2 separate regions of the Mus musculus genome follow, and region 2 is linked to region 1. The links are chromatin loops, found by intact Hi-C in ENCODE. Cell type or tissue: heart. All regions are shown on one strand. Each heading gives the region's core, and the rest is flanking DNA. Links, peaks and the distances in the headings are about the cores only. Region 1 holds the start of Fam78b (family with sequence similarity 78, member B). Region 2 has its middle 53 kb from the start of Gm46170.

Evidence for each region. Peaks named below come from ENCODE experiments on the same cell type or tissue, not always from the same donor. Only the 100,000 strongest peaks of a DNase experiment are listed, where the experiment ranks them.
Region 2: a loop joins it to region 1, with 8 times the contacts of the local background. A loop is called at or near these places in 13 of 42 quality-filtered maps.

What each region holds. Positions count from the first base shown.
Region 1 is chr1:166,995,164-167,011,124 of GRCm38, forward strand. It overlaps Fam78b (family with sequence similarity 78, member B), which reads left to right and starts at 6,254. Exons shown (of 3, transcript NM_175461.4): 1 at 6,254-6,665. The coding sequence starts at 6,403. Gm16701 (predicted gene, 16701) reads right to left here and starts at 4,567. Exons shown (of 3, transcript NR_037988.1): 1 at 4,390-4,567. In heart, for the core only: CTCF peaks have their summits at 5,503 (motif pointing left) and 7,555; DNase peaks (open chromatin) are centred at 5,638, 6,418, 6,788 and 7,528; H3K4me3 peaks cover 2,663 bases; H3K27ac peaks cover 1,409 bases; H3K27me3 peaks cover 3,387 bases.
Region 2 is chr1:167,205,778-167,221,738 of GRCm38, forward strand. No RefSeq gene overlaps it. Among named protein-coding and RNA genes, the nearest start is that of Gm46170, 53 kb to the right of the region's middle. In heart, for the core only: a CTCF peak has its summit at 6,707 (motif pointing left); no DNase peak of the experiment used is centred there.

The DNA of each region.
Region 1 (15,961 bases), core at 4,333-12,332:
AGACACCCCCCAATTGACCCTGTGGCATCCACATGTGCACACACTCATGTACACACACGTACACACACACACGTACACACACACATACACACACACACACACACACACACACAGCAGTTTTAGGGCACCTGAGAAAGAAGTGTGGAAAAAACAACTAAGTGGCTCAAAAAAGTCAGAAAGGAGCCTGTTCGTACACAAAAGGGTGATGGGGACTGTAACCAGGACCAGAGGCTCAAAGGAACACCGGATCTGTGAGGCTCTAGGTCAGGATCAGCTTGAAAATGAGGTTGCTCTGGTATGGCTAAGACTCAGAGGAGTAGGTGGCCTCCTATTTCTTCTGCCGATGACAAGCAGGTTCAAAGGTGTCATGTCTGAGTTCCCAACTGGGAAACCTAAAGCTAACTCTCACCTCCTGATCTATGAAGAGGAGCCATGGTGATGCACACTTAGCCCGCAGTTAGTCAGTGTCTGTTTGGAAAATGTAACTGTGCAGGAAGAAGAGTGGAGTCACGAAACAAGAGTGTGAATAGCCAACAGGAATTTAAGGAAGGCATCTACCTTCTGCTGAGGTTGTCTACAAACCTGGGTCTGTCGCAAGTGGTAATCTCACCTCAGGCCACATCTGTATAGCCAATTTGCAGCTTACCCCTTCATGTTTGGAAATGAAACAGAAAAAAGAAAGGATAGAGGATCTGTTGTTGGGAGACCTCCACTGTGGTAATCTGATCACTCTTGATAGTCCTACAGGCAGGGGCTGGGCATTTTCCACTCATCCACAGCTCACATTGCCCTACATGGTAACAATGGTCACAAGCAAGCAAACTCCACAGAGTAGGATGTGAACATGCAGAGGGCATGGCTGAGCCAACAAGGAAAAGGAGAATGAAGAATCTAGGTTGGTTTAGTTTCAATACTGAGGAGAGATACTGGGAGCTTCAGCCAGAAATGGTTGTCAGAGGAGACTCTGGCTGACTGGAAGGGAGTGTCAGTTCATTGATACAGCAGAAATATGAAGACACTCAAAGAAACATCTACCAGGTAAACTAGAACACTTGCCTTGAATTGAGAAAAACTGTCTGGCTTGGGGGTGGGGGTGGGGAACACGGAAGATACTCATGACGATAATAGTCAAATCCGATATCATGTGTAAAAGTCCTGAAGAATCCAGGAGAACCCCTTAGGAAAAATGCAAGGGACAGGAGGAAAATAAGGGAGTCAGAAGCTGAAGGAAATAAACAAGGGGTGGGACTCTGGACTTAGAGGAAGGAAATAACATCACCGTACTGATAAGGACTAAGAAGAAAGACTTTTGAGTGTGTCAGAGATGGGACCTTTGACAGCACGGAAAAGCCAGAGCATATCTCTGTGAGCTTTACGGAACCTAACACAAAGCTGTCAGACTATTCAAAGCAGTCCTGTATCTCAGGCTAAGAGACTTGATAATCCTGTTTCTATGACGGCGGTCCATGCTGAGCTTCCTAACCTATCTGGAAGAAAATCTGGTCATTCAGATCCTAAAGTCACAGTCAACCAAGTAATAAACCTACAGGGAATGGCGTCCTTTACTGTGTACCCTTGCGACTCGAAGCTTCATCCAGCCTCTGGCCTGTCTTCAGGCCATCTCAGCCAGGTTGCCACCCATCTCCATTTTCAACAGTTCCAGAGGCGATTCCTCAACGTTTGGCAGTCTGTCCTACGGTTTCTGGAAATTCTTGACAAGGTCGATGAGAAGATAGGCCTCTCTGACCCATAATTTCTAAGAAGGCCTGCTTTGGCAGGCTGAGTAATGACTCAGTTGATAGGAAAAGTCAAGCCAGAGACCTCCCTCTTATAAAAAGTCAGAGCACAGGGTCACCGCAGCTGAGGCAAACAGGCTGGAGTCCCTCAGAGTGTGCTGGAGGGCCCTGGCTAGGGAACTGAAGACTTCTGTCCTATCCCAAAACATCAAAAGCTCAGAGTACAAAGAAGTATCTGTGCTGCACCCCGAGAACGAGTGCCAATGACATTACTCATAAGGAATGGCTGTTATCAAGGTCTTGTCACTGGGGTTTTTCCAACTTCTGGTACTCAGAACTGAGAATCCTTCAGACTATGTGCAGTGCTTAAAGACAAAGAGCATCAATTAACCTCAGACAAGCATACTGAAAACACAGTGGGATGAGAAAGACTCAGGACCCAAATGCATCCTTGCTGTAGGTAATAAGACAGCTTGCAGGGCTTGTAGAGAAGGGCTGGGAAGCAAAGTTTCATCAGATTTCCAAGACTTGAAAGTTGTCAGATGCTTATTGAGGACTGAACTGGGTGGCAGAGCATAATGATGCACCTTCCTGAGGAAGGAGATTAGTGTGAGCAAGCAACTATGAACAGCATGAAGGCAGCTAGCCAAGGCAGGTGTGTGGTGCTGCCAGAGGCAAGGGACACTCATGTGAAAAGGTGGATGGGGAAATGTAAGAGGGGCTAGGCATAGCTTGGAGCATGGCACTTGCCTGGAATGTGCCACTCTTGGGGTAGATCACTAACAGCAGAAAACAGGGAACAGGAAACACAGAAGAGCCTCATGGAGAAGCTGCTGAACTTGTAAGCACTTCATCTGCACTACAGGCCTAGGTGCACTGGCATTTGACGACAAACAGTTGGGAAGGGTAACTGTCTCCAGTCAGTGACCTGGAAGGTGCATGCCATGATGTAATTTGCTGAGATGTGAATCTGAATGGGCTTCGGGGAGGCTAAAGAGTCCATGCCAGCCATATCTATCCAGTGGGTGGAGCTCACTGAACACCTAGCATTTGTGTCTCCACACAGCTTGGCTCACTTTCTCATTGGCATTGACACAGTGAGTCTCACACGGGCTTTTCGTTTTTCCTTGAGGACTCCGGTGATAATGCAGTTTAAAAGGTAACAATAACTATAATGAAGTAAGTTTATTTTAATTGCAAACTTTATGTAAATACCTTTAGAAATTATCATAGTCCCACGTTTGTTTGAGATCCATTAAGTCTGAGAGCATCCTTTACTTTTATGACTATAGTTTACTATATTTTATGGTTGAACCCGTCATGGTGACACTCATGATTCCGGAGATTCACCAAGGTCGTGGGTAAAGTCATCAAGAGAGTCACTGATCAAAGGCTGTAGATAATATATTTTATTGCCACTCTACTAGGTACATCAAATCTTTTACATTTTGAAAATAAAACATATTCTCCCTTACACATTTTTCCTACATTTTGGAGGCAGCTAACATATTCTCTCCATGTATGGCCTCTTGGCTTGTACTACCAGAAGACAATGGAGTTTTTAGCCACACAACTGCAGACTGACCAATTATTCAAATGAGAAAGATAACCTAATTCTCCAGCTGAATGTTTTTCTCTCTGTCTATCCCTTAGAAGATAATAACCACTGAAACCCAAACTCTGGCTTCCTCCCCCAAACCGTCTCTTGAGCATCGCCAACTGAACACGATTTGACTCCCAACCTCAACAATTTCCTACTTTTGTCTTCATCTGACCACATGCATTTGACCACCAAAGCTGGAAAACTCAATATTTGGCCCCGACCTTCCTCTAACACTAATCAATCACTGAGTGAATCAAATTTACCTCCTAATGACTCTCAGACGCAGCCAGGCCTCCGGAGCCCCATAACTCTACCCTAACTCAAGGCCAAATCATCTGTCAATCATGGACCCTGAAACCTTGCCTATTTCTAGTCTCCACATTGGTAGAGAACCATTTCCCACCCCCTCAAACTGAAACTTGCGTTCACTGACTTCCCCTGAAGATCAACAACGAGTTTGGGGACAGAGATTTGAAGTCCGTTGACCACTAGCGGCTGTTTTCCCCTGACTGCGCCCAAGCTCGTTCACCTCTCTACGCATTTTGCTTTTTCACAAACTCATCTCTGTCTCATCCTCGGATGTTTCTCTTCTGGGCCAGTCTCAATCAGTCCTCAGGATCTAATTCAAATGTCACTGTCTCGGTAGAGCCATCTATAAATCTCAGTGGCTCTCCTGTCTGGCCTCCCCTGGCACTGGCTATCCGTTTCTATTACAGCAGCAGCACAGTTGACTGTAACAACTTGTTAATAGATTTATCTTCTCGAGCGGATCATGAACGTTGGTCCAACCCCGAGTCGCTAGTACCTAGGGACAATACTTGGCTCCTGCCATGCCACCAGGAAGTGTTTGCTGAATAAAGGGACCAGTGATGGAGGCTTGCAGCTACATCATAAAGTGAGCCATGTCATCAAAGAAGGAGATTGCTTTTTGTGTGTGTGTGAACTATAAAGTGAAGCCAGCGTGTCAGAAAAGGTAAGACAAGGATGGAGGCTGCTTTTAGAACTGCTTTCAGAACTTTAGGAATTCATCTGTCCTAACTAAAGACTCACCCAGGCAGTCTTGTGTGGCCTGTTAGAGGAGTTCACACGTGAGTACCAGATCCAGCAAATGCTCAATGATCGTGAGGGGAAAAAAGGTTAAAAGAAGCTGCTGGCTCTGAACTATGAGAGAAGACACGTAATTAAAAAAAATCATCTCTTAAATATTCTTCCTATTTGACACCCGAGATCACAATAACACACACGTGGCAGATACACGGAATGGAATGTGCAGGCCATCTCTGGCGTCAGTTTCCATCGGGAGAGAGCGGAGACCGGCGGCTCTTCCGTCAAGGTTTCACTCTGACACAGCTGGTAAGAAATGACTGTGTGCTGGTCACCACGCACCTTCAGGAGAAGCAAAGACAAGAAAAGATCCCTAAGATCCCCAGCTTTCTACAGGGATTAGGGTTTTCTACAAATTGGCGCCTTGACTTTGTAGAATCAAGTGGTTACTCTTTAATCCTCCTGGGTTCTATAAAGCCCTGAACTTCTGTTTGTATTTAACAGGCCTTAGGTAAGACTGGGAGGGTAGCTAAGCGTTCTAATCTACCTAGATGATTCCACTAAGTACAACTTGTCTAAAGACACAAGACATTCAAAAGGCAGTGTTTCCCAAGGAGCTCCAACAACCCCCCCCCCCAACACACACACACACATACACACTGTGTGTTGTTCTGATAAGAGTATTTTCAGAGATTGTGGAGGGGTGATATGAAAACAGGCCATGAGTAGACTGAGCTGGTGCCTCGACTAACACTGGCATTTGGGGTGATTTTGTGTCAGCCTCCAATGGGATTTCTCAGGTTTCACTCTCAATACTGTGGTGCAAAAAAATAAAATTAAATTAAAAAATAAAGCTTCTACTAGACTAAAGGAAAATGCGGACCAGTGAACGAGGTAGTAAATCTATTTCGTGGCACTGCTGGAGGTCACACCCAACTCTAACAAACTATATCACAACGATACATCTCAGCTGGAGCTGATTCTCCAACATCTCTCCTCCCGCAGCCTCACCGTACCCCACTGTGGTTCCCTCTATACTCTGAACCGCGCCGCGCCCTCCCGGCCCCACCCATCCCAATAAGCAGGGTCCCGCTTCTACACCCCACTATCACCCGCGGGGCGCCACCTACCGGGGTCCCGGCCCCGCCCAACCCCACGTGCCGCGCCCCGCCCGGGAGCTAGCGGCCCTTTAAACACCCCCACCCTTGCACACTACCCCCCCCCCCGGACGGCAGCCGAAGAGGGACAAACTCATGGCGTACAGCCAGTCTCTTCCGCGGAGCTTGTCCCCCGTAGCCCTAGCCCGCTGGGCTCTCCGCCCGGGGCTACGGTCCCCTGGCGCCCCCCACACGCCCCCGCAGCCGGATGCGGGAGTGTGGGCGCTGTCCGGCTCCAGGGCGGGGCGGGAGGGAACACGGACTCCGCCGCCGCCGCCTGCCTCCGCCTGCCGCTCGGGCCGCCCGCTCGCCCGCCGCTGGGTGCGCTGCACGCGGGGGGCAGCCGCGGTGCAGCAGAGGTTCATGCAGCGGCGGCGGCGGCGGCGGCTGCTGCTGCTGCCGCCGCGGAAACAGACAAACCGGGCGCTGCCGCCGCCACCCTCCCGCAGCTCCATGCCGCCGCCGCCGCCTCCTCCTCCTCCTCTCCGGCGAAGGGCGGGGGGCTCCGGCCCGGGGTGGGCACCACTCCTCGCAGCGCCGCTCCCCTCCCTGCCCTCCGCCGGGGCACGGGAGCCGGAGAGAGCGCCCGCCGCCTCCTAGGAGCGCACGCTCCGCGCGCCCTTGCTGGAGCGAGGAGGCGGGCGTGGGCGGGCGTCGGGGCAGCCGCGACCCAGCGCGCGGAAAGGGGAGGGGGCTTCCCCGGAGGATGCCCCGCGGCGGCGGCTCCTCGCTCTTAGGCGCTAGCTGAGCTGGACCGGGAGCGAGCGGCGCGTCGCCATGCCGGCGTGACGGGTGCCCGCGGCTGCCCGCGCCGGGCCCCCGCGCTGCCCCACGCCGCGCCGCGCCGGCGCCGGGCGGCAGGATGGGCTGTATCCAAAGCATCACCTGCAAGGCGCGGATCCGGCGCGAGAACATCGTGGTGTACGATGTGTGCGCCACCATCGACCAGTGCCCCACGCGCATCGAGGAGACCTCGCCCATCGTCCTGCGCTACAAGACCCCTTACTTCAAAGCCTCGGCCCGTGTGGTCATGCCCCCCATCCCCCGCCACGAGACCTGGGTGGTGGGCTGGATCCAGGCATGCAACCAGATGGAGTTCTTCAACACCTACAGCGACCTGGGCATGTAAGCGACCGGCCACGCCACGCGGCGCGGGAGCGGGGTCCTGGCCCCTTTCTCCACTCTCCATTCTGAACCCCCTCCCCAACCCCTCTTACCGTTGCCCCCATCTCTTTCCGAACCTTCCTCCTGCCTCCCCACCCACCTCCCTCCTCCCTGCGCTTTTGTTTCAGTGACAGGGCGGGTGACGGGAGGCTCCTCGCGAAGGCATTTTCTCGTGCTTTGCTTCTGACTTCCTCGGAGAGGCGAGGAGAATAGTGAGGGGCAGGAAGAACGCGACTGGGAGGGTACAAGAGGCAAAGATAGGATGATTGGCGATTGTCGTGGGAGTTTGGGGGCGCAGTCTGTATTTGTGGGTCTCCCTGGGAAGTTTGGGGAGAGGAGTGGAGTCCCGGGGGCGCATGGGCTGTGTCGTGCGTCTTTTGGAGAAAATCAAGCTGGCTTGGAAGAGAAGGTCCAGGGTGTAGGAATGGGAGTTAGAGGTTCTGCCTTTGCTTCCCAGGCCAGCGAGCCTAAGGAGCATCTCTGCCTGGAATCTCCAGCTGGGCAGAAAGCCCCTCTAGCTATGCGCCCTGAGGACCAATTCTGGGGCGGTGGGGAGCTGGAAGGCACCGGATGCTCCCGGGCCAAGAGAAACTGGTGGCCTTGTGCTAGCCTGGTGTAACACGAGGTGTTTCTTAGGCTCAAGGAAAGGATGAGACACTTCATCTGTCTGGGGTCTTTACTTTTCAAAACTTTCCTAATTGCGGCGCTGGAAGGGATTCCCAGGCGCCCACCGCCTATCCAGTCGGCTGGCTGGGAGCTCTCCAACTTCCTTCAGCAGCGCCGGTTAGAGCGCGCTGAGGGTTTGGCAGCTGCGGTGCACCTAGATCGCCAGGGCTCTGCGGCCGCCAGGGGCGGACATCCTGCCCTGGAACCACACTAGCTTTGAGAGGTCGTGTTCTGGACTTTTTTATCTACTAGATTTTCATCTGCCCTCCCGTCCCCTTTCGGAACTAGACTCCGTGTACTTGGCCACTACATTTGGCTAGGAGACTTGGGGCCTGTATTCTACTTACTATTACAATGTCAGTCTAGAACACCCTAATTAGCTTGTAGCCTATAGGGAAACCCCTTTTCTGGAAATTCAACCTCATTTCATTTCTTAATCTAAAACTGTGGCACTCTCAAGGTTTCCTATTTAATATGGATGTGGGATGGGGGAGTTCTCATTTTAAAAGGTCAAAGCATCTTTTCAGCAGCAGTTTTGGGGCTTTTTTTCTTGCACCCCGGGAGCATGTAAGTTAACACTAGTCATAGGTGCTAAGAGGAATTTTGACAGATTGTTTTGTTTCCATTTAACTCCCAGAGTTTGCACTTTGCTTCTTAAGCATAAAAGCTCAGGAGAGAGAGAGAGAGAGAGAGAGAGAGAGAGAGAGAGAGAGAGATGCAAACCCAGCTTTGCAATATGCCTGTGCACACTGTGTTCTTGTCTTTCTGGAAATGAGAGAAATGGGGGACGTATTTTGGGTGAATCATGCCACCTAAAAAGACACACCCCGAAAAAAGTGGTTAGAATTGTGGGCTTGTTTGTTTGTTTGTTGGGGGCTTTTAGAAACTCATTCTTTTCGGCCAAGTAAGAAAGCCTGGCAGGGGAGGGTGTCTGTCTCATGATGGGGCAGTCTGGGGAGGGGGTTTCTTAACCTTGCTGGGCCAGTCACAAAGCCTGAAACCCCTAGGAAAGGAAGCCCCCCCGGGGGGGGCTGGGCAGAAGCAGCGCCCCACCCATCTTTCTCATGACTACACGGGAGAGCCCTCTGTGGCTTCAAGACCCTTGTAAATCAGTAAATACGAGATATATATATAGAGAGATGTAGATATAGATATTCCTTCCATAAAATATAAAACATTTTCTGCCAAAGGAGTCGGGTTGAGCTGTACACAGACACGATAGAACTTCCTTGTCTCTAGGGGAGGGTGTGTCCACTTTTGAACCAGTTTTCACAGGCATGAATTCCTAACAATATATTCTCCTGTTATACCTTACTGAGTTCTTGCATTGGAGGTTTGGAAAGATTTTGTTTGTTTCGTTTAACTGCTACTTTCAATATTTTAAGATTGCTGGTTCCCGTGTTGTTGGGGAAGGGAAGCGAGAATAGTCTCCAAGAAATCATAAATTGCATTATTATAGATCTGTATCCAGAGTCAATCTCCCTCTTTGTGGTTGTAATAATTGTTATGTGTTTAGGGCCACTTTGGAGCTTAGGTTTTTACTGAACCAGTTTCTACAGAATATTTATGCTCTGGAAAACTTTGCCAATATAAACTTTTTAATGGGAACTCATATTGCATAGAAGTCACGGCAGTCTATCCGTTGTTGTGTCTACTTTAGCCAGTACTGTGAGTGGCAGACACTGCAGCCTGGGTGTTCACGCCTGTGCAGTGTTCTCTTGAAGAAGCATGGTGCTGTGAGTTAGGTTACGAGGGTGACTTCTCAGTATTTTGGAAAGAACTGTACAAGACTAAATCCACATCTCAAACACCAAGAAGCTACTAGTTCCAGGATTGAAAGAGCATGTCTTTGTGGCTTAAATGTTGAATTTCCTGGAGTAGAGATGGGGTAGGCTTTTTTATTAGCGTTCAAAGAATTGGGTTTTATTATGGCATTTTTCTTTTTTTATGGTTTTTTTGATATTTTTTAATTGGGTATTTATTTCATTTACATTTCCAATGCTATCCCAAAAGTCCCCCACGTGCTCCCCCACCCACCCACTCCCACTTCTTGGCCCTGTCGTTCCCCTGTACTGAGGCATATAAAGTTTGTACGACTAATGGGCCTCTCTTTCCACTGATGGCCTACTAGGCCATTTTCTGATTCATATGCATTTTTCAAACAAAATGTTTGCTGTGGTTTTTCTTCACCCTACCCCCACCCTTAGTCCCAGTTCCTTCCTGTGCCCTTCAACCCCAGTAGCCTCCTTTCTGCTTTCATGTTACATGTGCCCTCTTGACCTCTCCCCTCTTTCTCAACAGCTCTTGTTCTTCTCTTGTGGTCTCCCGCCTAGTTTCAGATTCTGTACCCACTCTCTTACACACACCCATTTACAAACTTACAGACACCAGAAGTTAGTCAACATATGAAAGAGCATGAGATTTGTGTGTGGGTGAGTGTATGTGTAAGTATGTGTGTGTGAGAGAGAGAGTGTGTGTGTGTGTGTGTGAGTGTGTGAGAGAGTTTGTGTGTGTGTGTCAAAGTGTGTGAGCATGTGTATAAGTGTGTGTGAGAGTGTGTGTGAGTGTGTGTGTGAGATAGAGGTGTGTGTGAGAGTTGTGTGTGTGAGAGAGTTTGTGTGAGAGCATGTATGAGAATGTGTATGTGAGAGAGAGAGTGGTATGTGAGTTGTGTGTGAGAGCATGTGTGTGAGTATATATGTGAGAATGTGTGTGGGTGTATATGAAAGAGTTGTATGTGAGAGAGTTTGTGTGTGAGCATGTGTGTGAGTGTGTATGTGAGAGAGAGTTATATGTGTGAGTGTGTGAGAGAAAGAGTTTGTGTGTGTGTGTGTGTGTGTGTGCGTGTGTGTGTGTGAAAGAGAGAGAAAAAGAGAGGGAGAGAGTGTTTGGGGGGTTGTTTTTGTCTTTCTGAGTCCAGGTCACCTTAATTTAATGTACTTTGTGGATCCACCTATTGTATGTAGATTTTATAATTTTACTTCTTTTATGGTTAAGTAAAATTCCAGTGGGTATATGTGCCATGTTTTCATTCTCCATTCTACTGTTGATAGACTCCTGAATCGTTCCATTTCCTTATTGTTGTAAGTGATACAGTAACATGGATGGATAGATGTCTCTGTGGTCTGATATAGAATCCTTTGGGTATATATGCCTAGGTGGGATAGGGTAGTTGTATGGTATGCTATGGTATGGTGTGGTATGGTACTTTCATTTTAAGTCTTTTTAGATACCTCCATACTGGTTTCCATAATGAATATATCAGGTTTACACTCCCATCAACACTGGGTTTCTCTTTCCCCACATCCTACAGCATTTATTGTCTTTTTTTTTTTTTTCTTGATCATAGCCATTCTGACTGGAGTGGGACAGAATCCCAAGGTGGATTTAATTTCCATCTTCAAGGGGTAGGCTTCTAAAGGAATATTTTAAATAGTCGGTGGCCACGATGGTGTAATTTGAACCTGAACTCAAGTGACTTGGTACTTCCCCAAGGCGCTATGGAGAGTCTGGCTGGTGAATACGTGCCATGACTTGATTATTTCTAACTTGGGTCTGGTGGATCTGGTGAATGTGGACTTCAGTAGAATGCGCAAAGTATTCTTCCAGCAAGGAGAGCCATTGGTTTCTCAATCAGTCCACAGTGAACTCAGTTTTCCCAGATGACCAGATACGCAAGCACCACAGAGGAAACAAGGGAGGGGAGGAGACGAGGCTATGGTGGAGTATGCATGCAGCTGAAGTCTGACAGGCAGATTAGGGCCTATGGGGAAGGATCACATAACAGTCTAAAAATGGGAGAGTTAAGGTCAGCTCTTCATGACCACGGGGAGTTAGGAGTTTCTCTGTGTCTTCTTCATACTTCATGGGTATGCAGAGGCTGTCCAGAGGAGGCAGAACAGCCCTGAATGCTCAGCCCAACACCCAAGAGATTTCCTGGGTGAGGTTTGAGCAGGAATGGAGCTTTCTTGCCAGGAATGAGTGGGGTGAGGTTGAAACCAGGGGAAAGGCTGTGGCTAGAGAGTCTCTCCTGCGTGTTGTCTTCTCGGGCTGTAAAGAGATTCTCCCGGGAAGGGCTCAGATCTGCCCATCTGGAGAGCATTGCCTTAGGTGAAATTTAGGAGGATGTATCTCACTCCTCAATTTCAAGAGAGAGTCCTTATCTAGCTCCCTGCTCCTCTAGTACCACAGCTATTGAGCGTCTGACTAGCCCCCCACCTCTGAGACCCATTCACCCCCATCCGAGCTGCTCTCCATCTATTGAGAAACCTACTGGTTTGGAGTTTGCAATCTCCATACTGCTAACTCCAATGGGCCTGCCTATGAAAGGCTCGCCTTTTCGATGGACCATGTATGACTGACAGACAGCTTTCTGTCCTGGTTAACTTCTCTGGTCTTTTAGCCCCCATTCTCTTTCCAGCTGTTCCTACCTCTGTCTTACCTTACAAATGTTACTTTATATCACTCAAAATACGTATTTCCCTTCTCGTTTTTACACTTTCTCTGAGTAACTCCATCCACCCCAATAGCAGCAGATGCTCTCTGTCTGGTATGCGGCCAGGTGCATGTGTTTGTGTGCAGTTCTGCTTGACTGGTGGAAAGGTATCTCTGGCTTAAGGTTTCTACTCTTAAGGCATTTTTCTGTTTATTTCTTTTGGTGGTGGTGTTGTTTAATCATTTGAGAAAGATTGTACTGTGTAGCCCTACATGGTCTGGCGCTTAGTATGAGGCTGGAGCTGGCCTGGAATTTGGGACAATCCTCCTAATTTGACCTTCTGCTTTGGCCTCCCACACGCTAGGATTCTAGCACTGCGCCACACCCAGCTTCTCTCTTAAATGTATGCTCTCCACTGAAACATTCGCCATATTTCTCCATCCACTGTCCTTCCCCATCTTACTGAAGAGTACTTCCACTCCCTGAGTTATGCAAGCCAAAACGTCTTGGTATCATTCCGGATACTCCTTCACTCATCCATTCTGTCATCAGACCTACTGACCCCTCTCCATGTCTGGGGCGCAGCCACTTCCCTTTGTGTGTTCATGGCTGCCATCTTCTGCTTTCCACCCGTACTTACCAGTTCCATCCTTGCTCTTCCCTCCAGACTCTCCCCCACACAGCAGGCAGAGTGATCCATTACAAACACAAATGTGCTCACTTTCCTGCTTAAACTTTTTAGTGTCTTCTCATCACAGGTGGTATAAAATGTATAGAACACTTTTCACTCTGGATTTCTGCTTTTAAGCCACACCAGATGTCCCCCAGGGTCTCTAGTGGAACTGGATTTACCCAGCTCAGAGCATCGCCCCAGGCTGGCCTGTGTCTGAAATGCTCCTCCTGCCTTCCATGATGTATCTAATCCCCGTTCATCATGCAAGTCTCAACTGCCCCTCAGAGGCCACCATTGACTTCACAGTTTCAGTGGGGTTCTCCAGTTCTGCTCTTCCATTTCTATACCTACAGCCAGGGGAGTGCAACGGTTCACTAACCTCCTACACATATCACGAAAGTAGATATTATATCTGTTGTGTCCTCCGTGAACACTGCCTGGACCATAGAAGATATCCAGTAAGCATGTGATATTGTTAAATTCATGAGCCATTTTTATCACTTTTAATCACCAGTGTCCCCTTCAACAGACCGTGTCTCTTCAAAACTAGCTTTTCATGTGAACCCTAAGTGTCATCTACGGAACTGATACCCTGGCGACTGCTTAGCACTGACACACATCCTAACTGCCCTGAGCTTCTGTGCCCATTTTGTTCCTCTGGACTTCACTGGAAGGTTTGCTTCTCTGCATATGGCTTGTATCTTTCACCTCCTCTGTCTCAGCTGGGTTCTGCCCATCAACTGCTGAAGCCTCTTATCTCACCTACCTGCTGTAAAATGATACTTAGTGTCCACCCAAAGAAACGTGTGGTAGGAACCCTGGAGCCACTGTTCCACCTTAGCCCGTGATTTGTGAGGTTGGAGACATGCCTGGTTGAGCTGTGTTCCCCTAAGCTAGCGTTCACCTGTTTGTTTCTGGATCTATGCTGCTGTATGCGTGGGGTTGTTTGGAGGTGGCCCTCACTGATGGGCACACCTTTCAGCATTTGCCATTTCTTCAAGGGATCTACTGAGTCCCCACACCCACGATCCCTTCCCATTACTATAGAGAGGCTCAGGAAACACAGGGGACCCTAGTCTAGAGAGAGCATCAGGTGGGAAACAAGATCCAATTCCTTGCTGCATGTCCTGAGTGCCCTTGAAGGGGAGATGGCCTAACCCTTTTCCTCTAATCTCCTCCCCCATCTCTGCAAAAGAGGAGCAGCAGAGGATTAACTGGTTTTATCAGCAAAGCATTAAGCTCCCTAGAGATAAAGCACAACTCCCAAAGAGACAGAGAGCGTATACATGGAAAGGTAGAAGGAAGGAAACGAGATGTACTTTGTGCCTGGGTGCTAGACTGCAGCTGCCCGGGGTGGGGGTGGGGGGAAGCAGAGAGAGGGTAATTTGAGGGCACTGGACTGTAGGATACAAATGACCTTTCCCTAGGCAGCAGGAGTATAGGATGTCTTTGGGGGCAGGTCCCAGGTTCCCTTCTCCTAGCCTCCTGTGTCTACCTTGTTGCATTAAGAAAAGTTGCAGAGGATGACAGAAGCCACTGTTTCTATTAACACTCAGCAGGAAGTGGCTACAGTTTCAAAGTTGATTCTTATGGATTCCTTCCTTTAAGAAGGTGAAGAAAGCAATAGGAAGTAATCAGAAGAGCAGTCAGGTGAATACCCCAGAGAGGGGCATAGCTCACAGAGCTGAGGGTCTCTGAAGGGAGGGGCTGGAACCTGACCTCCAGCAGCAGATACCCACAAAGTGAGGTCCGCACCCACAGATGTACTGTGGGCCAGATTGCCTCTCGTTCCTGCAGGTTCAAATCCATAGGATGTTTAAGGACCGGCTCCAGAGTTGTCAAGGATTTCGGTACAAAGCAGGTGTTGATGTGTGTGGGAGAATGTCTGGAAAATCTGGGTGGTTTTGCTTGAGAGGGGACATAAATAGCACACACCATAAACATAAAACCACACGCTCTACGTGTTAGAGGCCTGTGTGTGTGCCGCAAGACTGAGTCCCCTCCTTACATGACCTCATGGCAACCTTACCCAGCAAGGGACGCTTTCCTAGAACAAGGTCCAGGGAGGCTTAGCAACCTGTCTGAAGCCTCACAGCCAGCAAGAGGCCCAGCCAGGAAGCCAGCCTGTTGGTTCCTGGCCCCTCCATTTTGAATGGACCACTTTGCCTTCCAGGAAGGAGGCTTTCCAGACTTGCTCCACTAAATAAATATAATGAACTTAGTCTTGTTGTTTTTCACTGGTTCGTGAATTTCCTCGGTGCTTTGCAACTGAGTTCAGAGAACATGGAAGCAAAACTCCTGGAGTCTCTATCTCACCCTCCCTCCCTCCCTCCCTCCCTCCCTCCCTCCCTCCCTCCCTCCCTCCCTCCCTCCCAGAGAAGCAGTTGTGATTAACAGTGAGATCTACATCTTTGTAGGAGGGTGGGAACAAAGAGGGAATGAGCTCCATCCATGTTCATGGTTTCTGGGAATAGAGGCGCCATCTCCAGCCATCCACACCACCCACAGTGGCTGGGTTGCAGGGTTTTGGGCTCGTGCAGTTCCCCTGTGGCCCTGTGGATGACTGGAGAAGAGGAGGGGAATGCTTTCTGGTGACTCTACCCTTAGACATTCAGATGTGTTTCTGGTTCCCATAATTCACGTGCTATTCCTTTCATTAAAGCCCATCAGACCAGCGCTGGTGGGTGGACCCTGCTTCTAATTAAGTTCTGGGAGACACACCAATTGGAACTGTTCACCGTGCCAGTTTAAAATCTAGCTGCTGGCTCTCCGGCACAGAGCTAGAGTCAGAAGACCCGGGTTCCAGTGCCAACTCTGAGACCTTTGGCAGGGTCTTCAAAATTCAGTGTCTAGTCTGCTTGTACATAAATGAGCAATCATGTCTAGAGTCCACTGGATCTAGGAATCAACTGAAGTGGAAACCGCGCAAAGGCGTTGCAAACCGTGGTGTGGTGTGGTGTGGTGTGGACATGTTAGCTTGATTATTATAGGTCTTATCAGGTAGCACTGCCAGTCAGTGACTCCAGATAAGCCTGATGGGAGAAGAAAGTTGAGGTTGTGGCTCCCTGACTTCCCTGGGCAGAGAATCATTTAGACCTTTGAGAGGACCTGAACATGGCAGCTGCCTAACAGCCCTCCCCAGAGCTAGAGGAGAGGGAAAAGCCCCTCCTGGGCCTCTGAGGCTGTGTTTTCCTCTCATGGTGAGAGGAGTGTGAGAGAGACACCCTGGTCCATCAAAAAGTCACCTTCCAGCTGTGCCCTACAAAGCGTTTGGGACCCTGCTTTGAATTCCTGAAGCTGATCCCTGAAGTGTGGCCACTTTCTCAAGGCCACCTGCTCCTCACAGAGCCCTCTCTTGGTGACAGTATCACTTATACATAAGCTACAGGGTACCTCATTCGAGGAGGAGGGAACACAGCCATGCTGATCATACCCAAGAAAGTCATGGGTGTTTCATTGTAGAGAAGACAGAAACCAACATAT
Region 2 (15,961 bases), core at 2,516-10,515, 210 kb after region 1:
AGGACCAAGAAAGCATCTCTGCTTTATCTAGAAGAGGGCTGAAAAAGTCCTGGTTGGTCAACACAGTAACTGGCCAGAGTCTCCCCAGGCCCACTGCGTCAATAAGCTGGCTACAAAGAGCCAATGCTGCCCTTAGAAGACTTCAATCCTGTAGCATGCCTCCTCCTTGGCAGATCTGCCTGGCCTGGCTGGCCAGCCTTCCTCTCCCCAGTGCTCTCAAAACAGTGCCCGGTGGTCCGTGTTTATCAGCACTCACCCAGCCTCTGCCCCTTTCTGTCTGGCCCCCACTCCCTGATGTCCATATCTAACCACTGTGAGACCTCTCTAGATCTAGGGCGAGTGAGTACAGACTTGCTCTGATTCTCCCTGCACTGAAACGCTAAGCTCAAAAGACATGTTTGCATGTTTCCTACTGATTATCTGGACGTTGTTGCCTAAGGACACGGTAGAGGTGGAAATTCACCAGGCCCTGAATCAAGTATGGATGTCGAAGATAAGATGTGGAAGTGGCATTTACTTCTCTGAGACCACAACACTAAGAGGTAAATATTATTTGAGCAAGTGCTTGCAATTGAAAAATGTATGGCTAATCAATTCAATTTGAAGTTGTTATCAATCTTTGTGAATTTCATATCATGCATCCCAATCCCACTGGTCCCCTGGCCTTTCATATTCATCCCCCACCCTTACAAAAGATAAAAAATTAGCGGGGCGTGGTGGCGCACACCTTTAATTCCAGCACTCGGGAGGCAGAGGCAGGCAGATTTCTGAGTTCGAGGCCAGCCTGGTCTACAAAGTGAGCTCCAGGACAGCCAGAGCTACACAGAGAAAGCCTGTCTCGAAAAACCAAAAAAAAAAAAGATAAAAAAATTTAATTAAAAAAATGAAAAAAAAAAAAATCCCGGGCTAGCGAGATGGCTCAGAGGGTAAGAGTACTGACTGCTCTTCTGAAGGACCTGAGTTCAATTCCCAGCAACCACATGGTGGCTCACAACCACCCGCAATGAGACCTGAAGCCCTCTCCTGGCATGTCTGAAGACAGCTACAGTGTACTTCTGTATAATAATAAAATAAATCTTTGGGCTGGCGCAAGCAGGGACTAAACGAGCGGGGTCAACCAGAGCGAGCAGAGGTCCTAAAGGCCACATGAAGGCTCACAACCATCTGTACAGCTACAGTGTACTCATATACATAAAATAAATAAATAAATAAATAAATAAATCTTTTTTTTAAAAAAAATCGTACCGTGGAAGCTACAGTGTGTCACTGTGTGTCACACAGTATACCCACTTGGCCCACAGAGCTTCACTTGCAAATGTTCACTGCAATGAGTCATTGGTCCGGTTGGAGGCCTCTGGCTTCCACTACACTATCAATACCGGATTCTCACCAGAATTCCTCTAGGATATCCTGCTGCTGCCCTGTGTCACAAAGTTCCTTTACTTTGGTCCTGCAGTTCACCCTTCCCGAGCTCCAGGAGATCACAGATTGGGTAGATGCTGGGGTGGACCAGCTCAAAGCCCTGGATCTGGGCCTGATAGTAACTGAGTTGGTCAGCCCACCAGTTCTCCCACTCCTGTGCCATCAAGGCTAGTCCTCCAGCACTGTCCCAGAGAGGGGTGAGGCCCACTCTCCTTGAATGCTGCAGTTGGCAAGGGGTGAGGCATCTTCCTTGCCCACACCACTGCATGGCCCTCCGGGGCTGGGGCCAACCCTCCCAGGCTCACACCCTCCGCCTGGTTCACCTCCATTCCCTGCCACCAGGGCCAGCTCTACTATGCTTCCTGTCATGGTTAAGGGCCCACTCTCCCCTAAGTGCTGAAGCCAGCAAGGGGTGGAAACAGCTCTCACTCTCATACAGTCCTCGGGGCCACGGTCCTCAGAGGCAGCGTGGGCCAGGACCTCACCATGGTCTCAGGTAGCAGCAAGGGCCACACACATCAGGCTGTTCCTCACTACCCTGGAGTCTCCAGTTCTACCTCTCTTCATTGTTCACACTCCATTCAGCTTCTTTTTCTCTCCCTTCTCTCCATCACCTCATACTAGTGGTTCCCAGGCCTCACCTCACCATGGTGTGGTGACCACAGTGGTGGCTAATGGATTTTAAGGAACTTTCTTGAGTCACATAACTTAGCCAAAGCCTAGCCAAGATGTGATAGTTTGAATATAAACGGCCCCCAGAGACTCATAGGGAGTGGCATTATTGGAGGTGTGGCCTGTTGGAGGAAGTGTGTCACGGCTGGGGGGGGGGGGGGGGCTTTGAGGTTTCAGAAGCTCAAGACAGGCTCAGTGGCTCATTTTCTTCCTGTTGCCTGCTGATCCTGATGTAGAACTCTCAGCTACCTCTTCAGCACCATGTCTGCTTGCACGCTGCCATGCTTCCTGCCATGATGATAATGGACTAAACCTCTGAATATATATAAGCCAGCCCCCAATGAAATCTTTTATCTTTATAAGAGTTGTCGTGATCATGGTATCTCTTCACAGCAATAGAACACTGACTAAGACATCCCCGATTCTAAACTCACATGCCCTGTTGCCTTTCTTGGGAAGAGGGACAATACTGCATCCATCCAGAAGAAGCCAACTGTTAGCCACAATGTGCCTGGCCTCCTGACAACATATGGGCTTGAGGAGCTCGGAGAACTGAGACATCTCCTGAAACCTGTCTCCAACATACACGCCCTCTCACTTCCTTCCTAACACCCTTCAGCGTCCAGCGATCACAGAAAGGCGCAGCCGTTGAGCCAGCTTGGCTTGGGTAGAATGAAAATGGCTCACACGTTCCTTGCAAGCTGGGAAGATCAGCCCAGCCTGCTGAGCTCTGGGGCAGCTGGCCCTCGGTGGCCTTTCCTCCCTCCTGCCTGGGAATAGGGGAAGCCACGGTAGCTAAGCTGGACGACTCAAACATATTCAGCCTCACAACCCGGTCGGTATCTTAAATGTCAGCCCTCCTGGGTCCAGTTTGCATTTTAACCACCGGCTTCACAGCACCACCACCACCACGGAGAGAAGGAGCCATGCTTGAGGGAGAAGCCAGGTCTTTATTCAAACCAGAGGAGGTTTTTGGTCCCCTGAGTGGGTATTTTTTTCTTACATTCATACTTGAGCTTTCCCACCAAGGCTGTTCCTTACTGTTTTTCTATCCCAGTGGCAAGGGCTGCTGCCTTGCAGGGCCCCCTGCCTGTGGCTTTGCTGGCAAGACAGCTTAGCCTCAGCTGGGGCTCCTCATTAGACCAGGACTGCCAACAATGGGCTTCCTAAGTCCTCTTCCAGTCCCTCTACGCAGTCTAGGAGGGAGTCGCTGCTGCCCTTTCTGCTGCCTCCACACGGGCACCACCCTTCAACACTCCAAGAGAGCCTCACAGCATCCCAAGCCTGCAGGGTATCTCTATGTCTCTGATCCTCTCCTGCGTCCCAGGCAGCTGCTGAGCCTTTGATTATCCTATCTGCCACTGACCTATGTGTAGCTCCTAATTCTGGCAACTGTTCTCTGTGTAGCCTTACTTGGGCATCATCTCTAAACTTCAGCTTCTACACCTAAGATACAGGGTTCAAGTGGCTCCTGCCCACCTCAGAGGTATGGAATAAGAGGAGTGGTAGGGGCCCAATGAATGATGCTCCTGTCTTCACTGATGAGTGCAGAACTAATGGAATGTAAAGAAGACAAAAATGGAAAGGCTGGAGAGATGGCTGAGCGGTTAAGAGCAATGACTACTCTTCCAAAGGTCCTGAGTTCAAATCCCAACCACATGGTGGCTCACAACCATGCGTAATGAGATCTGATGTCCCCTTCTGGGGTATCTGAAGACAGCTACAGTGTACTTACATATACTAAATAAATAAATCTTTAAAAAGAAGAAGACAAAAATGAAACATCTTTTTTAAAATCTGTTTTATTGGTGCCTGGAGAAGACAGATTAGACTTTTCACAAGAGGCTTCCCAACATGTCCCTCCACGATGCAGATGTGAAGGACAGAAGGAATCTGCTTATTTGTTGGTTGTGTGTGTGGGGGGGGGGTTGCTTTTCATTGCCTTTTTTTTTTTTACACATGTCTCTAAGTAGCCCAGACCTTGAACTAGAGACGCTTCTGCCTCACCCTCCCAAGTGCTGAGATCACAGGCAAAGAAGGAATACTTTTGAGCAGCACACTGAGCCAAGAGATGTTTGGTCTCCAATAAACACATACTATACTCGAAGAGGATGGTGGCTCGTCTCCCACATTCTTCCTCCACACAGGCTTGTCAGGCACTTTCTGGATTACTAAGAAGTATGGGGTGCTAGTGGAGAGAGGGATACAGACTGAAGAGTCAGGGGATCCGTCACCACAGGCTGTGATACGGAAGAGGAGAGGATGACCGGGGTAAGTATGACAGTCCCCAGTGTGTGCCCTTGACTGGAATGCAGGGGTGGTGAGATGGAGCGGGATGAGGAGGAGATGGCTGAGCCTCATGTGTGGAAAGCAAGGATGCAAACAGTACCCCACAAGAGGCAGGACAGTGTAGCCAAGGCAACAGGCGTGCAGCAGAAAACACAGCTTCTCTGTGGGTTCTGCATTAGAAGGTTAGAGGTACCTTCCTAATACTGTGAGGCTGTCATGAGTACCACTCCATCTCACAAGCAAAACTGAGGCTCAGAGACCATCAGGAGCAGGTTGGACCTGTGTGTCTAGCTTCCCAGGGAAGAACTATCATCCAGGTGCACAGCTGGAACCCCATTACTCAAAAGCTCCTCTGTCTTAGTCAGGGTTTCTATTCCTGCACGAACATCATGACCAAGAAGCAAGCTGGGGAGGAAAGGGTTTATTCAACTTACACGTCCACATTGCTGTTCATCACTGAAGGAAGTCAGGACTGGAACTCAAGCAGGTCAGGAAGAAGGAGCTGATGCAGAGGCCATGGAGGGATGTTACTTACCGGCTTGCTTCCCCTGACTTGCTCAGCTTGCTTTCTTATAAAAGCCAGGACTTCCAGCCCAGGGATGGCACCACACACATTGGGCTGGGCCCTCCCCCTTGATCACTTGGTGAGAAAATGCCTTACAGCTGGATCTCATGGAGGCATCTCCTCAAGGGAGGCTCCTTCCTCTGTGATAACTCCAGCTTGTGTCAAGTTGACACACAAAGCCAGCCAGCGCACCCTCCCTTTCCTCTCTCAGGGAAATCCTTGTCTTGACTATAAGTCGCAGTTTACTTATAGAGATGAGACTGACCCGCCAGGTCTATCAGTATCCTGAACTCAGAAACTGTGTTGTTTTTTTTTTATTGGTATGTGTTAATTACACATAATGGATTCCATCATGACATCTTCAGTCATGTGCATAGTGGATTTTGACCATCCTTACCTCCTAGTACACGCCTGCTCCCTGGTTACTCTCACTGCTCCCGCTCCTCTCCCAAACTCATCCCCTTACACTTCCATATCTCCTTTTTATGGCCCTATAAATTTCTTTAGGTTTGCTTACAGTAGCATGGGTTAAGGGTTATTAACAGGTGTACGCACACCTTACTAGGGGTGACACCACCAAAGAAAATGTCTCTCCTCATAAGTTCTGATGAGAGAATTACCTGAAATAAATCTTCCAGTCCTCTAAACCAGTACCCTTCTGAAAACTAGCATGGGCTAAGCAAGCAGCCACCTCAAGGGACACACTCCAAGCCACAGATGGGGGTCCTCTGATAGCTGGGGAAGGACCTTTAAGATGAAATACAAATAGCCAGGTGTGATGGTACACACCTTTATCCCAATATTCAGGACTCAATGGCAGGAGGATCTCTGTGAGTTCAAGGCTAGGCTGGTCTACACAATAAGTTTCAGGACAGTCAAGCAGCCAAGTCTACGTAGTGTGATGCTGTCTAAAACAAAGGAGAAGGAGGAGGAGAAAGAGGAGGAAGAGGGAGAAGAAGAGGAAAGAAAAAAAAAAAACATTCGAGCCAGGCAGTGATGGCACATGCCTTTAATCCCAGCACTTGGGAGGCAGAGGCAAGTGGATTTCTGAGTTTGAGGCCAGTCTGGTCTACAGAGTGAGTTCCAGGACATCCAGGGCTACACAGAGAAACCCTGTCTCAAAAAGAAAGAAAGAAAGAAAGAAAGAAAGAAAGAAAGAAAGAAAGAAAGAAAGAGGGGGGAGGGAGGGAGGGAGGGAGAGAGAGAGAGAGAGAGAGAGAGAGAGAGAGAGAAAGAGAGAGAAAGAAAGAAAGAAAGAAAGAAAGAAAGAAAAGAAAAGAAAAGAAAAGAAAAGAAAAGAAAAGAAAAGAAAAGAAAAGAGAAAAAAACATGTGATACAAATGACAAAATCTATAATGGGGCATCTGTAAGGTGCTCAGGTCTCAGGGTAGAACCCAAGATAATCACTTGTTGGTTGGATAAACTGTAATTGCCAGAGTATAACCTACTGAGAAGCTGGGACTGTAGGCATGTGAGGCAGGAAAGAATTCTATCTTCCAGATAGCTTGACATAAAAGAGGTGTAGGGTTCAAGCTTTTCAATCCGAAAAACACAGGTTCAAACTGCCGCTTCCCCATGTATTGCTGACTAAGCGCAATTGACTTAGCCTCTCCTAAACCAAAAGAGAAGTAATATAATATAGCTCACAGAATTCAAACGAGGCTTAAAACAAAGCAATGCTGTGACGGGCATAGAGTAAGGGTTAGCTATACAAACTGGGTGATCAATGGGGTGAGAGAAATTGCAAGCCTGCCCCCTGGTGGAAAGTTAAAGCCTAGCACATCAGAGAATGAAAGACACGTTAAAGGTGTCATGGCCAACAGACACACTGTCCATCTTTGCTGAATCCCCCTTGAAGCTACAAAGCAGAAGGGATCGACTCTCAGTCCTCAGTCCTGTGCACTCACAGGAAAAACTCGGAGGAAAAACCTTCAAGGCTGAGTGCATGCAGACGCCACATCTAAGAATCCATGAGAGAACATTCAACTGGAAGGTGGTGATGCTGACTGTGAGATCCTTGCAGGGACAAATAAATCTCTAACATGCACCAGCCACCAGAGCATCAGTTAGAAACCTCTTGGGGAAACTGCTCTTTAAAACAGACTTCCTTTCTGTTCCTATTCCCACTCATCAGCCCTGTATACACACACGCACACCACACATACACACACACACACCACATACCACACACATCACACACACATAGCACACATACACACACACACATACCATACACACACACACACACACACACACACACACACACACACACACACCTACAACAGAATCTCATCTCAACTGAAGTTTTTAAAACATAATTTGTGATCAAATTGATATACACTCTTGTTTAAATTGACTCTCAGGCCTGGAGCCATGGCTCAGTGGTTAAGAGCACTTATTGTCTTGAAGAGTGCCTGGGTTCAGTTCCCAGCATCTATATGGCAGCCCATAACTATCCTTAACTCCAGCTCTAGGAGATACAGTGCTCTCTTCTAACTTCCATAGGCATAGGACATACATGTGCACATACATACAGGTGACACACTCACAAACTACCCCACCCCCACCCCATCCACCCTTGAGTGCTAGGATTAAAGGCATGTACGACCGACACCTGGCCCCTCCAGGCATTTTAATGTTAGCTACTATGCTTAAGTCTGGTGCAACCCTGTAAGGAAGCAAGGACTGGATAAAGAGATGAAGAGTGAGCTTTTAATCCAGGATTGGGCAATTAGTCAACTGCAAGGCTAGACTTAGGAAGATGCTAGAAAGGAATGAGACATAAGGTGCAACCTCTGTATGAAGAGGCTGAGCCTGGGAGGTGGGTGACACAGCCTACAGAAATCCTCCTTCCATGCTGCATCCCATGAGAGTCCTGCCTACACAGGAGAGACCATGGGATATTGTATGGTTCTTGAGGGTGGGTGGGGCTTGCATAGGGCCTGCCACAGGGTGGGTGTTCTCTGCATTTCTGACATGACTGTGAGCTGCTCTAAAGGTTAAACATGACGGCTGAGAATCATTCCCTCTACCCAGTGGCCAGTCCTGAGGTGAGCTGACCACACATAAAATTGAGATTGCGGGATCAGTCTGCAGACCCCACTATACCAAACTACAGTCCATAGACACCAGCAGCAGCGGCCCATTTTCAGACACTCATGATGATCTTAAAGGACCCACGGACATCACACTAGTATGGGCTCTGGGAAACCTCCCATTTTGAAACCAGCAGGCTGTCCCTGGATGTGTTCGTGTGGGCAAGTCCCCTGCAAGGCTAGAAGAAGACAGAAAATACATCCCACACTTCTGACCTTAAGAAGGGCTTATGCCGGGAGTCATGGCGCACACCTTTGATCCCAGCACTCCGGAGGCAGAGGCAGGTGGATTTTTGAGTTCAAGGCCAGTATGGTCTACAAAGTGAGTTCCAGGACAGCCAGGGCTATACAGAGAAACCCTGTCTCGAAGGGACAGTTCTCAGACATCCCAGGATACCTGAATACCTAGAGAAGTGCTAGCCAGGGGACTCGGTGAGCATTACACCCTGTGGATGGAGCCGAAGCCTCCAGAGCAGAGGGTCTCAACCCTTTGGGGGTCATATATCAGGCATTCTGCATATCAGCTATTTACACTATGATTCATAACAGTAACAACATTATAGTTATGATGGAATGATGAAATAATTTTATAGTTGGGGGTCACCATAACATGAGGAACTGTGTAAAAGGGGTCACAACATTAGGAAGCTTGAAAACCACTGGTCTAGAGAAAAAGTTTGAGAAAGCCAATAAGACCCTCAAATAACCAGAAACCCCTCCTGATACATACAAAATGCCTACCAATTCAGATAAGTGCTTTTTAAAAAAATTCCCTAGCTAGCAAAAGATTAATTTAAACACCGCTTCTGCCTTCTCTACCAAGCACTAGGATTGAAGGTGCGGATCACCACCTGGTTTGTGCAGTGATTAGAATCAAATTCAATACTTTTCACGAGTTTGGAAAACACTACCAACTGAGCTACACTATCAGCCAGAAATGCTTTAAGACAAAACAAACAAAAGGACTGTTCTGCTTAATACATAATTGGACACATAAGGAATCAAAGAAATTTTGTTGGGGCTGAACTCAAAAGACAAGACATTGGAGAAAATCAACAAAAAGATTAGGAATATAGTTAAATAGTTTTTCTTAAAGTCTTAAAGCCACAAAACAGTCAGTGAAATGAAAGACTCTATGGATAAGCTTTAAACAGCAGACAAAACAAAACAAAACTAAACATCAAGTAAATTGTGACTTCCAAGGCTTTGCTTAAAGAGACTAAAACTTAGCTATGATTTTTTTAAAAGATGAAAACTGGGGAGCTGGAGAAATGGATGGATGATCAGGAGGTCCGATTGCTCTTGCAGAAGACCCAACTTCAATTCACAGCACCCATGTCAGACATCTAACCATTAGCTCCAGCTCTGGGGGGATCTGACACCGTCTTCTGGCCTCTGCATGCATGTGTCCAAACACACACACACACACACACACACACACACACACACAAACACACACCACACACACACACACACACACACAAACACCCCCCCCACACACACACACACACACACACACACTCGTGTCATATGCTTATATGGAAATACTTACCTGTACAATGTAATAATTGAAAATGAGAGCCAAGAAGCCTGTGAAACTGTAACTGAAGGTCTAGGGAGAGAGGAGGGAAATCAGTGAGAAAGCAAGCCTGGGGAAAAAAAAAACCAACAGTAATAAAATTCCCAGCACAGGTAAAACACACAGCTCATGATGCACAAGGCCCGTGCAGATTAAAGATAAATCCACTTTTCTGCCCTCAAGACAAGCTACATAACATCAAAGACAGAGTGGATGCTTAAAAAGCAGAAGAGAACAGAAAAGTCTGCCCAAAATGCTGACGTAGCAAAAATATCATTCAAGAAAGAGTATAAAAAAGTGTCCAAACGTGTCCAACTAATACCTCTATCAAAGAACCAAGAGTGCTACAGAGAAAAAGTTAGATGCATGGACAACTGACTCTTTAAAATATATTTGTGGAATCTTTTTTGTTGTAAAATTCCTTTGGTTTACACACACACACTGAGATTATATAATTTTATATATAGGCATGGGGAAGTGTGGAAGTCAGACCACACCCGGGGAACTCTGTTTCCTCCTCCACCACGTGGGTCCCAGGGATTGAACTCAGCGCTGCAGGCTTAGCAGCACACGCCTTTACCTGCTGAGCCATCATGCTGGCCCATTACTGACTCTTTTACAAAAATACAAATGCAATTCAATGAAGAAATGATATTTGATGTGTTCCCTTCAACCACAGTGCTGAAATACACAGAGACCACAGGCCAAATCATGAACTCCCAGCTACACACACCGCACACAAAAATTTATCCTGAAATGGGTTTTAAATGTCAAACTATAAAACTCGTGGAAGACAACAGAAAAGTGTGACAGTGAGTTATAGAGAGATTTCTAAAATAGGAAAAAAGCACCACAGATAAAAACGATTGGTAAATCAGATGCCGTCCGTTTTTAAATGTAGGACATCTGGAAGATAAATACCACCGTAAAGAAAATGGGATCAAGCCACAGAACAAGCATAGGCTTACAAAGCCCCTAAAAACCTGTGTCCAAAATATATAGTGGACTTCAAGATTCAACACGAGGAATAAACTCCCCCCTCCCCCCACAAAGGCAAATATTTGCGACACCCAGCATGGGTGGGTGGATCTCAGAATGCCGAGATGGAAATGAGTATATAATGTATGGCTTAGGTGTTACAAATTCTAGAAAACTTGGTGTAACCTGGGACAGAGGTGACGTCACCTGAAGGACGGGGAGAGAACTCCAGGAGGTAATGGCTATGTTGTTGCTCTTCGCCACCGTGATAGAATCTTAGTTTGCTGTCTTTTGCTGTGGTAAAACACCGTGACCTGGGGAGGAATGGGCTCCATCATGAAAGAAAGTCAGGGTAGGAACTGAAGGCTGGAACTGAAGCAGAAGTTGTGCAGGGATGCTGTGCTGGCTTGGTTCCCCTGACTTGATCAATTTGTTTTCCTCTACAACTCACCTGTCCAGGCTCGGCTCCATCCACTGTGGGATGGATCCTCCCACATCAATCACCAATCAAGAAAATGCTCCACAGGCTCGGTCTGATGGGGCTTCTTCTCTCCCTCCGTTGAGGTTCCCTCTACCCAAATGACTCTAACCCGTGTCAGGTTGACATAAATACTATCCAGCATACAAGTTATAGTTCAATAAGGTTTAAAAACTAAATGGATTTAATGTAGGGCCCAGTCTTGATGGTTCGTGCCTCTAATCCCAGCACCTGGTAAAGGCGGGAGATCTCTGTGAGTTGTAGACCAGCCTTGTCTACATTGCAAGTTCCAGCCCAGCTCAGGCTCTGTGAAACCCTGTCTCTAAATGAATGAATGAATGAATGAATGAATGAATGAATGAATGTCTATTTAGTGTGTGTATGTGTGTGTGTGCATGTGTGTCTGTGTCTCTGTGTGTATATGTGTAGGTCAGAGGACAGTCTGTTCTCTAACCACTATGTGGATACTGAGAATTGAACTCAGACATGTCCACAAGCACCTAAAATTACATTACAGCTTTCAGTGACTAAGAGGGTGTCTTAGTTAGGGTTTTACTGCTGTGAACAGACACCATGACCAAGTCAAGTCTTATAAAAAACAACATTGAATTGGGGCTGGCTTACAGGTTCAGAGGTTCAGTCCATTATCATCAAGGTAGGAGCACGGCAGTATCCAGGCAGGCATGGCGCAGGCAGAGCTGAGAGTTCTACATCTTCACCCAAAGGCTGCTAGTGGAAGACTGACTTCCAGGCAACTAGGGTGAGGATCTTATGCCCACACCCACAGTGACACACCCATTCCAACCAGGTCACACCTATTCCAACAAGGCCACACCCCCAGATGGTGCCACTCCCTGGTCCAAGGATATACAAACCATCACAGAGGGTTTTCTGGGTTTTGCTTATCTCTGTGCGGTTCTGATTTTATTCAGAGAAGAAATGGCATCACCTCAGAAGACCACATTTCCTAGTCTCCCTACAAGGTAGTTGCAGACTGAGTTCTGAGGGCCAAGAAAACGTGAACAGAGGGCTCATTCTGAAAAGTCTTCCCCAAACAGGACTTCCCTACAGCCCCACTCTGAATGGAATGAAGTCTATTTGGACCATAAAGTGGTTTTGAAAATGAAAACCAAGTGCATCAGATGGAAGCCTTAGAGTCTGAGTCTCTGGTAACACCATCGTTATTAGCACTGGACTTCAACGCTGACGTTAACACAGTGGTTCTCAACCTGTGGGTCCCAACCCCCTCTGGGGATTGATTGATCCTTTCACAGGGGTTGTATATCATCATATCCTGCATATTAAATATTTACATTACAATTCATAGCAGTGGCAAAGTTACAGTTATGAAGTAGCAGAGAAAATAATTTTATGGTTAGGGGGTCACCACAACATCAGGAACTGTATTAAAGGGTCGCAGCTTGAGGAAGGTTGAAAAACTGCTGACTTAGGATTAAAACAGGCTGCTTTCCTCAAGTCACACGTCCTTGGTACTTTGTTTTCCTACTGCATGCAGCTCAACCCAACGAACCCTCACTGACATACACCTCCAGTGGTGTTTGTTACCATTGGTGCCTCACTGCGAAGACATTAGGTCTGATGACAATGTGACAAACTGACCTGAAGTAGTCCTCATGACACTTGCTGGTTCATAGGCATAGCCTGTCACCCAGCCGATACTGGCTTGGCTTGAGTCCCTCCTCTGTCTGTTTGACTCAACTGTGAGGGTCAGTGCCAATAATCATCAACCTGACTGACTCTAACTTCACCTGGGAGAAGCAGACCTCTGGGCATGCCTGTGGGGGATTAGCTTGATCATGTTAACTGAAATGGGGAGCCACTGTCCACTGTGGGTGGCGCCATTCCCTGGCTTAGGTACTGGATTGTCTAAGTAGAGAAAGAAGCTGAGCAGTTACCTGCATCTGTTGCCCTCACCTTCCTGGTTGTGGATGCCCCTACAACCTTGCCTTCCCCACAGTGGACTTTGCCCTTTGACAGTGAGCTGAGGTAAAACCTTTGTTTCCTTTAGGTTTCTTTTGCCAGGGTATTCTTATCACAGCAACGGGGGAAGAAAACAAGCAATACTTTGGTCTGAGCTAAACTCAATCAATTTTTAGTACCACCAAGGCTAGCTGCATAGTGAACTGAACTGAGCAGCACACTCACTCATTATCCTTTCATTGTTCCTAAATCACATTGTGTCTGTCACCTTATGTGACCTACTAAGCCACTAAATTGATAAAGATGGAGGCCATACTCTCAGTTCTCAGAGAACTAGGGAGGCTGGTACCCTGCCAGCAGTCTACACAGTCCCAAAACCGATGGGAGGTTATGGCCAAAAGCAGGTTCCAGTCATGTAAGGCACCATGGGACTTTCTCTAGTTAGTACCTTGTTCCAATGGAACTCTGGTGGGCCATGTTGGATGCTCAGTGATGCAGACACACTCCCTGCTCTCCAGGAACTGTTGTGCAAAACAGAGCTGGTGTGGGGTGGCATCTATGGAGACAAGTGGCATCTCCCCACGGTCTGCTTTTAACTGAAAGAATGAAAGGACTCCAGTGGCTCCTTCTCTCTTCCCTTAATTGCAGTGAATTTTACCTTTCCAGTCCCCATCTGCAATGCTTGGGACATGTCTGGGAGAGGCAGCATTACAAGTGCTAGGAACACCAGGGTGTGAGGGTCCCTATGGGTAAAAATGCACAAGGTAGGTCCTGGGGTTCCAACCCTCCCTGTAGAGCTGATCCACCTCACCCCAACAACCTGTTATCACTGATCCTCTTCCAGGTCTACAGGCTCAGAGTTCTCAGGGTAGATCCCAGTGATGCTTTTAAAATAATAATAACCACACACATGTGCACACATGCACATAGACAGCTGATGATAGCAGCCTGTAAAAACTACTGTAGTAGAAACAGCTGTAGCCTTGGGGCTGGGGAGGTGGCCATACAAGCATGAGGGCCTGAATGCAGTCCCAGAATCCTCTGGATCCTACAGCACACATCCATTTCGTGGGCAGGGACATGCCACCTTACAGAACCTGTGGTCTCTAGCCACATGAGAGAAACCCCTCTAAAATAAATAAATAAATGGTATAGGATGACGTGATGATACACACCTAATAAATAAATAAATAAATGGTATAGGATGACGTGATGATACACACCTTTAACCCCAGCACCCAAGAAGGCAGGAGGCAGGTCTCTGTGAGTTAGAGACCAGCCTGGTCTACATAGTGGGATATTATCAATAATAATAATAATAGAAGAAGAAGAAGAAGAAGAAGAAGAAGAAGAAGAAGAAGAAGAAGAAGAAGAAGAAGAAGAAGAGGAGGAGGAGGAGGAGGAGGAGGAGGAGGAGGAGGAAGAGGAAGAGGGGAAGAGGAAGAAGAAGAAGAAGAAGAAGAAGAAGAAGAAGAAGAAGAAGAAGAAGAAGAAGAAGAAGAAGAAGAGGAGGAGGAGGAGGAGGAGGAGAGGAAGAAGAGGAAGAAGAGAAAGAAGAAGAAGAGGAGAAGAAGAAAGGAAGAAGAAGAAGAGGAGGAGGAGGAGGAGGAGGAAGAGGAAGAAGAGAGTGATTGAGGAAGACACTTGACAACTTCTAGCCTACACACACACATATACACTCACACCTACACACCCATCCACACACACATCCACACTCCCTCCCCCCATCCCAATCCACTCACAATTGTTGCCATGGAGAAATTAAGGGAGTTAGTTTCTATGTGCTCTAGTGGAGGCTTAAATATTTTTTTAAAGTCATATTAGTAGTTAATACTTTTAATAGCACCTGAGTATACATCTCTTAAATATCAATAGCCAGTCAAATGGCTGTCCAGGAACTGAAGCCACCCACTCCTGCTGCCGTCTGAATCCCCACCACTAGATGGCAGACACACACCAGACTTCCTGTCATTTAGGTTAGACCTTTGCAGCAGCTGAATTCAGTTTTCCAGTGATCCCGGAGAACCAGCACATTTCTTAGCATCCTTCACAGGTTTGGTTTGCTTTTTGGAGGGGTGTTTGTCTGTCTGTCTGTCTGTCTGTCTGTCTGTCTGTTTAAGTATGAGTGAACACATAACAAACACAGGAAAAATCTAGTGTGATTTTACAATGGAGGCCGTTTACTTCAGAGGAAGCAGATGGCACTGGGAGGGCTCCTCTGAAATGCACACGTGTGATGAGCATCCCGTCCAGGCAGGGGAGCTGTCACCAGGTGCTGGCTTGCCCCAGCCAGGACAGTCAGAACTCAACACACAAGTCCTTGGAGCCACTGAATCCAAACAGTACAAGTCAGGGCCCAGGGTAGATGTGGTGTTTACATAGAGGGTAGTTTTATGTTCCTAAGATGTATATACCAGGGCTTAGTCCTGTCTCTAATGGGTTCCCATGTTATTTTAGCTCATGGTTTATTGAAATATGTATGTAAGTATACACGCAAGACTAGGGTAACAGCTAGCTCATAGTTTCGGTTTTGCAATGTTGGGGATTGAGCCTGGACCTCTTGCTTATGCTAGGCAGGTGCTTTGGTACCAAGAAACATCCCCAGTCGAGAAAATGACCTCTTAAATTGTTCTCTTTGTGGTGGCGAAGGGGCGATTGGGAGGGATTTTTCTGAGATAGGGTCTTTGTATGTGACCCAAGATGACTTCAAATTTGTCATCTTGCCTCAGCTTAATATTGGGGTCACAGGTATGTGCCATTAACTTAAACTTTAGATCCGCCTTAAAGCACCTAAACACCCCCAGCATATCGTGAAGGAATCCACCTACCCTAGTCTCTTGAAGCCTACAATGCCATGTTCCAAGACCCTCTCTCTACTCCTTGTATTGAAGCCATTGTCTGCAAGCCAGCCCATTGATGGCTTCATTAAAGCAATGTTAATC